2 separate regions of the Homo sapiens genome follow, and region 1 is linked to region 2. The links are chromatin loops, found by intact Hi-C in ENCODE. Cell type or tissue: IMR-90. All regions are shown on one strand. Each heading gives the region's core, and the rest is flanking DNA. Links, peaks and the distances in the headings are about the cores only. Region 1 overlaps CCBE1 (collagen and calcium binding EGF domains 1). Region 2 overlaps CCBE1 (collagen and calcium binding EGF domains 1).

Region 1 (5,384 bases), core at 61-5,060, 120 kb before region 2:
AAGACTTGCTCTGAATTTCTTAAAGCAAAAATAATAACATACATTGTCTTACAAGGTTTATAATGCATGTAGTTGCAATAAATATGACAACTGTAGGAAAAAATGGCAGTTGGTTAAATGGACCTATATGGTTATAAAGTCTCTACATTTTATGTAAAATAGCACAACCCTGGCATTTCTGCTGGAGCTAATGTTCCCTTTGTCTCATTGTCTCCTGCTCGCATTACTTTCCCCATTCCTTGCTTTCACCACTTCCATCATCATATATGAGAAGCTGAGAATTAACCAGCTTACAGTGGATCTGCAAATCTCAAGAATATACCCCAAGATATTTTGACTATAAAGGTTAAATTACCGTTTTTAAGAAGTATTTTTTTTTGTAACTATTAAAGACATAAGATTCAAGGTCATTCCTACTGCAACATCATTCTCGCTCATTTGTGTTTGGGCATGCTTTCTAGGAAGAGAAACTGAGTTAAACGTGGTCTACCAGCTGGGAACTGCATGTCACCTACAGCCTATCATGTCACCTGTGTGAACACACCATTTACACATCATGGTGGAGAAAGGAGCACAAACCACTGATTTGGGAAATTAGACATTATCTGTGTCTTAAAACAAGTTTCAGCTTTGTCAAATAATTAGAACTTTCATGTAGGTTACATAAGGTCTTCTAAGAATTTTGGTACACTTTATTTTTTATTAAAATGTGATGAAAAAAATTATTTAAGATCATTATTTTCTACTCTTGCAAATTAGTATAATCTGATTTTATTACAGGTTGAGTAACCCTCATCTGAAATACTTGGGACTAGAAGTGTTCGGATTTCAGATTATTTTGGAGTTTGGCATATTTGCAGAATACCAGCTGAGCATCCCCAGTCCAAAAATCTGAAATCTGAAATGTTTCAATGAGCATTTCTTTTGAAAATGTTTCAAAATTTTGGATTAGGGATGCTCAACCTGTATTGGTCAAATCAATTTGCTGCACTACAATTTGGTCTGCCAGGTAAATTAACATTCCTAGGAGAAACTTAAGTAATCTCCTCCTGAAACAAAATTTATAAAAATTTCATAAAATCCCTAATTAGTTTTATGTGAAATTTATGAAAAGTTCATACAATTGTTAAAAGTCAAATTTGGTAACAGAAATTCTGAAGCATAACTGGGAACAGCAACTCCACTTCATTCCTCTCCCTGTAACATTTCTCACATGCAATGCAGTGGTGGTAGATATCTTACTTCAAAAGCATATGAAGTATGCTTTCAATATAAAAACAGTGGCATTTGGGATGCTATCAAAACAGACTTGAGTGATACAGCTAAGGTCCCCCTGCCTGTACTGGAATTCCCAGCATAGATTAATTTGACATTTTATGTTAGAAGGAAATCATCCATCCAATTTACCAATATGAATGATGTGTGGCAGTGTCCAGAGTGCTCTTATTAGACATAATTTTCCAACCTCTCAAACTAAATTATAATTTTACATACCAAGAGAAGCCCATGAAGATATAAATTTATGATGAGGTACCAGAAGTACAGGGTCCACCTTTATATTGCATGAAACTTAAACTCTGTCTAGTTTTCCATAGTTTAAAAAAGTTCAAGCTCCTAACAACCAGAAGGAAAACTGGCTTGAGTATTCACTAAAATTTTACGGTTATTCCTTACTCCATTACTTGAGGCTGTCCTACAGAAAACTATAAGAGGAAGAAAAGTGTACTAGATGATTTGAAACTCCAGTGATTCATGAGAAAGTTGGATACAAGGGGGAAAAACCCACGTGTTTTTGATACTCAAATCGAACATCACATTTAAACATATGGTTTTATTTGTCTGTTTCTATTTTAATGCTGCATTTAAGATACAACCTCTGAGCTGTTTGATGGCGTTTTAAAGTTCATGCAAATCAATATGATCCCTTACAATCTCTCTTTCCACATCCAAGACATTAAACTTGGGCACTGTGACCTTTATGAGCATTTCAAGGGCTTAGGACTGTCCACGCAGTGGAGTAAGAAGCAACCTGTCATTTGCCTTTTCATGAAATCAGATAATGAAGTGATCTGATATGCTTTCAAAAGGCTATGGAACTCCATCAAGAGAAGATCTGAGTTTCAGGATGGGCATGCATCATTTACATACCTGCTTAGCTAAGAATTTCCCCTTTGCGTTTTTTAATTGCATAACTGACCCCAGCTGTCTGCTCAAGGGAAGGAGTTGTGAGATTCCAGTGCGCCCTTCTGTCTTCCCTAGAGTTCCTGGGAATACATTATTTTGCATGTGAAACACCCATCAATCATAAATCACCATTTAAAATAAATAATGACATATTCTGAAGTATTAAAAAAATAAACACTGGTTGCACGTTATACTGTTTCAAAGATTACTTACAACATTATTTACGTACAATAAAGTTGAGACAGCCAAAGTGAAATCTTGTTACGCAAGCATGGGCACTTGTTAGATCTAACTACAAACACTGCTGTGTGGTTTTTATCTTTAGAAAAACAAACTAAGATGGGGAAAGCTCGTGTGGATTCTGGGGAGACAATCATTCTTAATACCCTTCACGTGTTGTAGCTTGGTTTTCCAAATACAAATACTTTTCTCATTTCTTGGCAAGGGGAAGTGATTAGATGGTTGTTACATAGAAAGGGTGATATCTTGTAATCAAGAAAGTCTGTGGAGTTTCCCCCTGGGTGCCCCTGAGTATTAACACATGTAAAAAAAATAAATAAATAAAAGTCGTGCAGGCAGAAATACAGCCCTCCAGCCAGGAGTGTGTGTGAGCTTTTGGAAGGAAAAACTACATCAGAAAAATGAAGATAACAGAGACTGCATCATCAGACTGTCTGCTGATCATTATGTTAGAGACTAGAAAAGAATTTTAAAAATAACTTCCTATAGTATTAGAAGACTAAAAGTGACCATGAAAGGCCAAGTGAATTAGCAAATATTTGCACCCTTGCTGCAATGCAAGGGTACATTTTTCTATTATTTATTTGGGGTTTTCCTTGCATGGCTGCTTATTCATGCGCCAGATATATCAGATATTTATTTATTTATTTATTTATTTATTTATTTATTTATTTTTTGAGATGGAGCATTGCTCTGTTGCACAGGCTGGAATGCAGTGGCATGATCTCGGCTCCCTGCAACCTTTGCCTCCCAGGTACAAGCGATTCTCCTGCATCAGTATCCTGAGTAGCTGGGATTACAGGCGCCTGCCACCACGCTCAGCTTATTTTCGGTAGACAGGGTTTCGCCATGTTGGCCACGCTGGTCTCGAACTCCTGACCTCAGGTGATCCGCCCGCCTCGGCCTCCCAAAGTGCTAGGATTACAGGCATGAGCCACCGTGCCCGGCCAGATTTTTTTTTTTTTAATGAGAGAGAAAACTGCATGTTTGAGAGTATTTGAGAGTTCTTGGTGTTAAGGTAATGTGTAACAAATGGAGCATTGGCTTTGGGGTCAACAAATGTGGGCTAGAATTTTGGCTCTGACATTTACAGAGCTAGGGATTGCTTGCGCCTTGCTCCTTGGCCTTGCTCCTTAATCTTGGCCTTGCTCCTTAATCTTGCTGAGCTTCAGACTCCTCATGGACAAAACATGAATAAATAGTATCTGCCTTATGAGATAATTGACAGTATTACAGATAATATAAGAAAGGTGCCTAGCACAGGGCCTGGCTTGCAGTCAGAATATGTTCTAGCTGCAGCTTTGTAAATACAACAAGCAAATGGCAAAAGCAACTCTTCCCAGTTGCTTTCATCTTATGACTCATCTCTTTCTTTCCACCTCTTATTTAATGGCTGACAAATCTTTTCTTCTAAAAACAAAATAGGGGAAGAAATAGGGGGAAGACAAGTAGGGGGAGAAATTTTTGATTTCAAGAGGCCGGAAAAGAAATGTTATATTGCTTTCTTCTTTTACAAGTTAACCTCAAATAATGAAAACCAGAAATAAAAATGCAAGCCCCACACCCTATGGATTTAGGAGGCTTCTCTAACCCTGAAACACAATGTATGAACATGGCAAGAGGATTGTGCAGGGTGGAATAACTTCATACCTGGGAGGCTCCAGGGGTGGCTACCGTGGAGAAGCCAGCCAGTCCTCCCTGCAGAACCTCAGCAAGGCTTAGAAACCAGAAGCACCAGCTATTAAGGAAAGTGGAGACCAGGGTGCAGCAAGATGATCTCCAAGTCTGGTGAGAAGGAAGACTTCCATCTTTCTCCCCAACCCCAAAGCAAGTAGCCCCTATCATTTTCCTACTGCAACAAGAAGCAAGAGGTATATTCTTTTGGAAAACTATACCCAAATAAAACAAGGAAACCCCAAACCTACCTATTTATTTATTTACGTGTAAGCTTGTTATTACCAAATCTCAGTGACAATATTAAGAGAATCATAAAAAGCATATCCAAGAAACTCCAGACTCTGGGCTACCAAGCCAGAGAGCTGAGTAGAACCTGGCCTCTAGTAGATAATCCTGGTCAGGCACACAGAAGTCCCAAATGTTTTTAAAGAACCTCTTCAATTTAATATTTCATTCCAAAGCAACGAGCTCCTTCTGATGAAGGCTTCTAAAGGCACACTAGATGGTGGCTTCCTCGCACTGTCAACTACTCAGGCCTAAATGGAGACTTCCGAGACATAAAAACTGGAGAACCCAATTTGCATAATTTTCATCATTCCAGCCACACTGTGGCATGCCTAAGAAGGGAGTCTGGAAGAGATTTTTTTGCCAGAAAGTACAGAGAACATGATCTCCTGGGGCTAATTTTAAAAGGCTGAGGGTTTAAAAGTGGTCCTGAATTTTTCTGCAAAGTTCTTTAGTATGAGGAATCTTTCTTTTCAATGTTCTTCCCTTGCTGAAATCTTTATTGAGCTTTGCATGACTTTGTGTGAACTACTAGAATTCCTTTTACACTACATCCCCCAAGAACAGAACTGAATAAAATCAGTCTCACATCTGAGCATGCTTGGTTCCAGCCTTTTAGCCAGAAAGACTGCTCCTCCCAGGCAAACGTTAAGAGTATCATGGTCACTACAGCAACCACTAAGATAAAACTAAAAACAAAATCCCCTCCACCCACCACCACCAAAACCTGCCTATTTGTTCATCTACATGTAAGCTTGTTATTACCAAATCTCTGTGGCAGTATTAAGAGAATCAGAAAAAGCTTGTTAGGCATAACTTGCTAACACGTACAATTACTGATGGTCAAGATCAAATGAGAAAAACAATATAGTGACACCTGAAAAAAATTAAACATAGAATTACCATATAATCCAGTAACTCCACTAATGGATATGTAGTCAAGAGAATTGAAAGCAGGGACTCAAACAGATATTTGTACACCAATGGTCATAGCAGCA
Region 2 (5,384 bases), core at 231-5,230:
AGTTCTTAACCATTAGGCTGCATCATCTTCCATTTTCACAGGGCTAGGGGTAGGAGGACACATAGAACAGAGATACCTATCCAGGAAAAAAAAGCAGATGAGGGTCTCAAACTGGCCCTCTCTATAGTCCATGTTACTGATCAGATATAATAAAGTCAAATTACTACTCCCTTGATATAAGCCAACATACTAAGTAAGTGGCTACAGTCACCTGTATTTAAAAGGAGAGCTGATCATCTACTTCTGTAACAGAAAAACGTGAATTAAACAAGCAGATATGGGAGATTTAGTAAAGAAGGAAATTTCCATGGTATGTGATTGCTTCAATAGGCATTTGTTTCAATGTCCAATTTGGACAACTCTTCAGATGGATAATTTTGAGATACATTAGACCAGGATGTCTGCTTCTCAAAACCTGAAATGTACACTGTCTAGTTTTGTTGGCTTAGCAGTAAATGTACTTTAATAAACAAATGCCAAGTCTCTTAAAATGTATCATTTGTTCTTGGTCAGCTATTGCTAAGATGCTTGATAGGTAGGGTCAAAATGGGGCAAGATGCCCATCTTATCCAGTGATCAGTAGGGGATCCGGCAGCTCCAGGCCCACCTCAAACTGGAGACGGGAGCTCAGTGTCCAGTCACTGCCACCTACACCGTGTTCATCATGCCTGAAGATTAAAGCAATGCCCTCATGAGAGCATGTTCTGGCCTGACTTGATTGCAAAGGCTGGGAAAAGTGCCCACAGAAGGAGTGTCATCTGTTACACAGGAGCTGGTGGTTCTGCCCTAACAGAGGCTGCTCCCCCTAGGAGGCACAGCAGGGAGAAATGGAGAAGGAAGGAGTCTGGCAGTGATATGAACTTTGATCTTTTTGATAAAACATCTTCTACAACATGTTTTAGGGAACAGCTAAAGTCTTTAAGAACACCAAAGCCGGATCTTTCCTCTATTTGCTGAAAGCCAGTCACAGCGATAACAAGAGGAAGATGACAAGTTTTATCCTTATAGAGAACAGGTGGGTCGATGGTTGGAATAAGGCATGAACTAGCTGGGGTGTAGCACAGAATAAAGGGGGCATCTCACCCTACCAGGAGAAGGGCTTTATGGCAGAGGCATCATGCCAAGTGAGCCTGAAAAAGAATGTGGTCCAGGTGGATAACTCTTAGGTTGGCCAGCATTCCCCACTGGTCAGCCATTCTGCATAATTACTAGGTGTTCCTGGATCATCTCTCATATGCTAAAGCTTTGCTGGAAAACCAGGGGAACTAAAGATGACAAGGAGCCTCTTTGACCTCTCAAAAGCCTAGATGGCTACCCACCTAGAGCTTGCAGGGACTCTGCCTCTCATTTCTCCCAAAGGAACATTTCTTGGTGGATGATAAAATACCTCATGTTCCCAGCAAACCCTCAGACTGAAACATAAGAAGTACTTGAGTTGTTGCCAGAGAAACGTTCCAGAGCCAAGTGGACGACTGCTAGGGGTGGCCTTGGGATAAGCTATCCTCCCTCTAGCAGTTTTTGGGAGGAAAAGGTGAAGGTGGAAGTGAGCTGCTCCACTGGGGGAAATGCCTGAGCTAGGCCTCAGTTAGAAATCTACCAAGAGAAATCGCGATGCTCGAATGTCCGAACTGTAGATTTCTGCCTGAAGCACGTCACTGCTCTCAAGCAACCACGATGATCTCAACGCCTATGGTGCTTTGCGATTCAACTCCCATTTACCCCAAAGTTTAATGATTGTCAAAACAAGTCATGTTTTCTTAGTAATAACACGCTTAATTCTTAACTGTCCATTCATTGTTTCGGAAAAATGCTTCGGACAAAGGCAGAGATCACATTTGTGTATGTTTTGCATACTCCATGAGAGACCTTAGAGGCATTAGAACTCCCACAGATTGGTTTTTTACTTCCTTAGGATGGAATTCCTCAGATGTGACAGAAGGACACAGTGACCCTTTCAGGGAAAGCAGCGAGGCATCTGGGACAAAGACAATGTCCACATGGCAAACCGCAAAGCACATGCTTGAAATCCTGGCTTTCTATGCACTTTCCCCCAACTTTTGTTTAGAAGTCAGACGTTGATTTTCATTATCTGCATACTTAACAGGACTGTCATGACATCCCATTACAAACTGTCTTCAAAGAAAGTAGTAAACATAACTTTACTCTTCAAAGATAACATCCCGTCCGTATGTGACTCCCTGCATCTTGCACGGATCATTTACAAACCAAGCATCTCCACGGGGCCCCAGGGTGACATAAACAAACCTTGGAAGGGTGTCAAGAAGCACAAGAATCATCTCTGGAGGCTGTATCTTAATCTTGAATCTTTTGTTACCCCTGCTGTTTTAGAAGGAAAAAAAACAACCAATCATCTTTTTATCTGAGAAATCTGAGCATGAGTGCCTTGGTTAACCAAAATGGGTTAACCTTATATTTGCAACACGAATGCTATTTCTCTCACTACATATTTCGACAGCTGTTCAAAGAAACCTTTTCTGATAAATGCCTACACTCCAAATGTGCTGTGCTTTCTTGGTTCATGCTTCTGCTGTGACACTTATCTCACTGTTTTATAATTAGTCGGACATGAGTCTGTTTCCCAAGCTAGACTGTCCGAGTCATGTCTGTATCCCCAGTGACCGGTGCAGGGCCTGGCCTAGAGTACGACAGAGTAGGTACTCCATAAAAGGTGTGTTGAATTGGGAAAAAAAAAAAAAAAAAAAGCACACAAGTACTCACTGCATCAGTCAGTCCAATCAAAGGAAAGCATGGTACTTACTCTTGAAAACAAAGGTTGAGCCAAAAGTCCTGTCCAGTACAGCTGAAAACATAGTATTTTTACAATGCAGATTTGGTTCTCTAATTTTGCATGCTTTTGGCTGACATTTAGATAAGCATGTACCAGTCAGCAATGTAGAATACGGCCCATAAGTTCATGAATGGCATGAAAGCCCTCTTAGAGTCCAGAATCTGATAATCTGAACCAGTTTATGGGTGGATGATTCCACAGACTCAGATGAGCTAGACTGGAGCCTACTCACTATTTACCATTATTGTTCCAGTTGCAGAATCATTCCAAATTTCAAACAACAGACATATAATGAACTATGGGGCACAACTCCTTAGTTGGGGACTGACTGTAAAGATAAAATTGTGAAGCATCATCATGACATAGTCCCATAAATCACACTACACAAAAAGGAACTGGGCATAGCTGGATTTAGACATTCATTCTTCTCTTATTCCCTTCAGCTACTCTCGGCAGCCTCAGATGCTGTCCTAGGGCACCTCGCTGAGCTTGAAAGCTAATGTTGCACAATGGTTAGACACGGACTCTGGACTCAACCAAGGTTCAAATCGGAACCACTTCCTGTGTGACACTGATTATTTCTTCAAACCCCAGGTTCTGGATTTACCTTATTTAAAAATGGGGATGAACGGCCAGGCGCAGTGGCTCACTCCTGTAATCCCAGCACTTTGGGAGGCTGAGGCAGACGGATCACCTGAGGTCAGGAGTCACGTGAGGTCAAGACCAGCCTGACTAACATGGTGAAACCCCGTCTCTACTAAAAATTAGCTGTGTGTTGTGGCGTGTGCCTGTAGTCCCAGCTACTCAGGAAGCTGAGGCAGGAGAATCTCTTGAATCCAGGAAGCAGAGGTGTAGTGAGCCGATATTGCGCCACTGCACTCCCAGTTTGGGAGGTTGCAGTGAGCTGAGATCGTGCCACTGCACTCCAGCTTGGGTGACAGAGTGAGACTCCGTCTCGAAAAATAATAATAATAAATAAATACAAATGGGGATTAAAAAGTATATAGGTAATGGGGTTATTTTGAAAATTAAAGAGAAATATATGAAACAAGCTACTCAGTAGCATTTGTCACGAGTGTTCAATAAGCATTAGCTATTACTGTTATTTACACAATTCCTTTTCCAGGATTTTCTCTGTACTCCTTACAGGTCAACACCACAATTTAACTTTGTGTTCCAGACCCCTTAGATCCCTACTTCCTAATCATGTCAGAGATTATTTAAGAAACTTGGGCCAAAGTGTTGATGCAAGACAAAATGATTTAGTGTTATTCCTGCCAAATAGCATCTTAGCATTTCTAAGAAGAGTCACCCTCAGCCCTTACCACCTGCTTGAGAGATGTGTTTTAGAGAAGGCACGAGAACAAGCCCCCATTTTAATTTTCACATCAGCAATGAAATGATCTAGGGAAGACTCTTTGAAGTCAAATTTGTCAACTACTCAAGAGAGGTAAGAATTTTCAAGGGGAAACTTTGAAGACTGGATTATGAGCACTTCAAATGGAGCTTTAATAGAAAGTGTTTATTGTGGATGAGTGAAAACGTCTCTCTTGTTCATAATCAAGTTTCTCTTCTACACGGAGTCTTTCCCTTTAGCACATGAAAGTGTTCATGCCTCTCCTGTATTCAAAATAAAAGATTTTCCTCAAATCTACACATTAGATCCTTGCTGCCCATCTGTTTCTATTGGGCCTGTCCAAATCTCTTGAAGCAGTCGTCTATATGTGTCATCTCTTCTCTCATTATCCAGTCTTTGCTCATCCATAATCTGGCTTCTATCCCCCACCTTCCACTTACACAGCTCTCCTGAAGGTCACCAGTGTGCTCTGTGATGGGAAACCCAACAGACTTGAGTTCTTGCATTATGTGACTTGTCATATGTGCATCTGTTGACCAACTCCTCCTTCTTGAAACTTCCCCCTCTATCTTCGAGACAGCACTTTTCTCCTTCCGTGTTTTGGCCACTACTCCCCATACTCGCTTCTGGATTCCTTAGTGTTCTGTTGGGTTCTGTCTTCAACCATCTTCCCTTCTCACTGCACACACATCTTGAAGCATCATCTACTTCCTTGGCTTCAACCACCATTCATATTCCAGTGACTCTCAAAATTAGATCTCCTGCTCACAAATCTCTGTGCCCCAGACTCATATGCAGTGGCTTATTGGACAGTTCCTCTTGCATATATCACAGATGTGTCAAACTTAGTAGGTCCAAATCTGTAATTATCTTAACATCCACCCTCATCACCATTAGAACAGCTCCTTCCTAGGTTTTCGACATGCTACAGAACAGTTCCATTGCTCAACCAGTAGACCAAACCTAGACAGGAATCATCCTTGGCTTCTCCCTTACTTCAGTCTCCACATCTGGTCAGCCAAGTACAATAGGTTCTACCTCTCAGTGTTTCTTAAATCTATTTCCCTGAATCCTTACTGCCACTATTTAGTCATGGACTTCTTACTTTTTGGCCTAGTTTACTCTAAAAGTATCTTTACTCATGATCAGTTTCACCCTTACCCAATCCATTCTTCATGTGTTATGTTTATTTTAGTCTATTTGAAAAGGCATTTTCTA

Evidence for each region. Hi-C counts contacts between places; a loop is a spot of excess contacts. Peaks named below come from ENCODE experiments on the same cell type or tissue, not always from the same donor. Only the 100,000 strongest peaks of a DNase experiment are listed, where the experiment ranks them.
Region 1: it touches region 2 in a loop (2.0-fold over the local background); 2 of 110 quality-filtered maps call a loop at or near these places.

What each region holds. Positions count from the first base shown.
Region 1 is chr18:59,482,528-59,487,911 of GRCh38, forward strand. All of the region lies in intron 2 of CCBE1 (collagen and calcium binding EGF domains 1), which reads right to left. Among named protein-coding and RNA genes, the nearest start is that of LMAN1, 130 kb to the left of the region's middle. In IMR-90, for the core only: no CTCF peak of the experiment used is centred there; a DNase peak (open chromatin) is centred at 2,454; H3K27ac peaks cover 534 bases.
Region 2 is chr18:59,604,354-59,609,737 of GRCh38, forward strand. The region is part of intron 2 of CCBE1 (collagen and calcium binding EGF domains 1); the gene reads right to left. Among named protein-coding and RNA genes, the nearest start is that of CCBE1, 90 kb to the right of the region's middle. In IMR-90, for the core only: no CTCF peak of the experiment used is centred there; DNase peaks (open chromatin) are centred at 1,698 and 2,218; H3K27ac peaks cover 2,753 bases.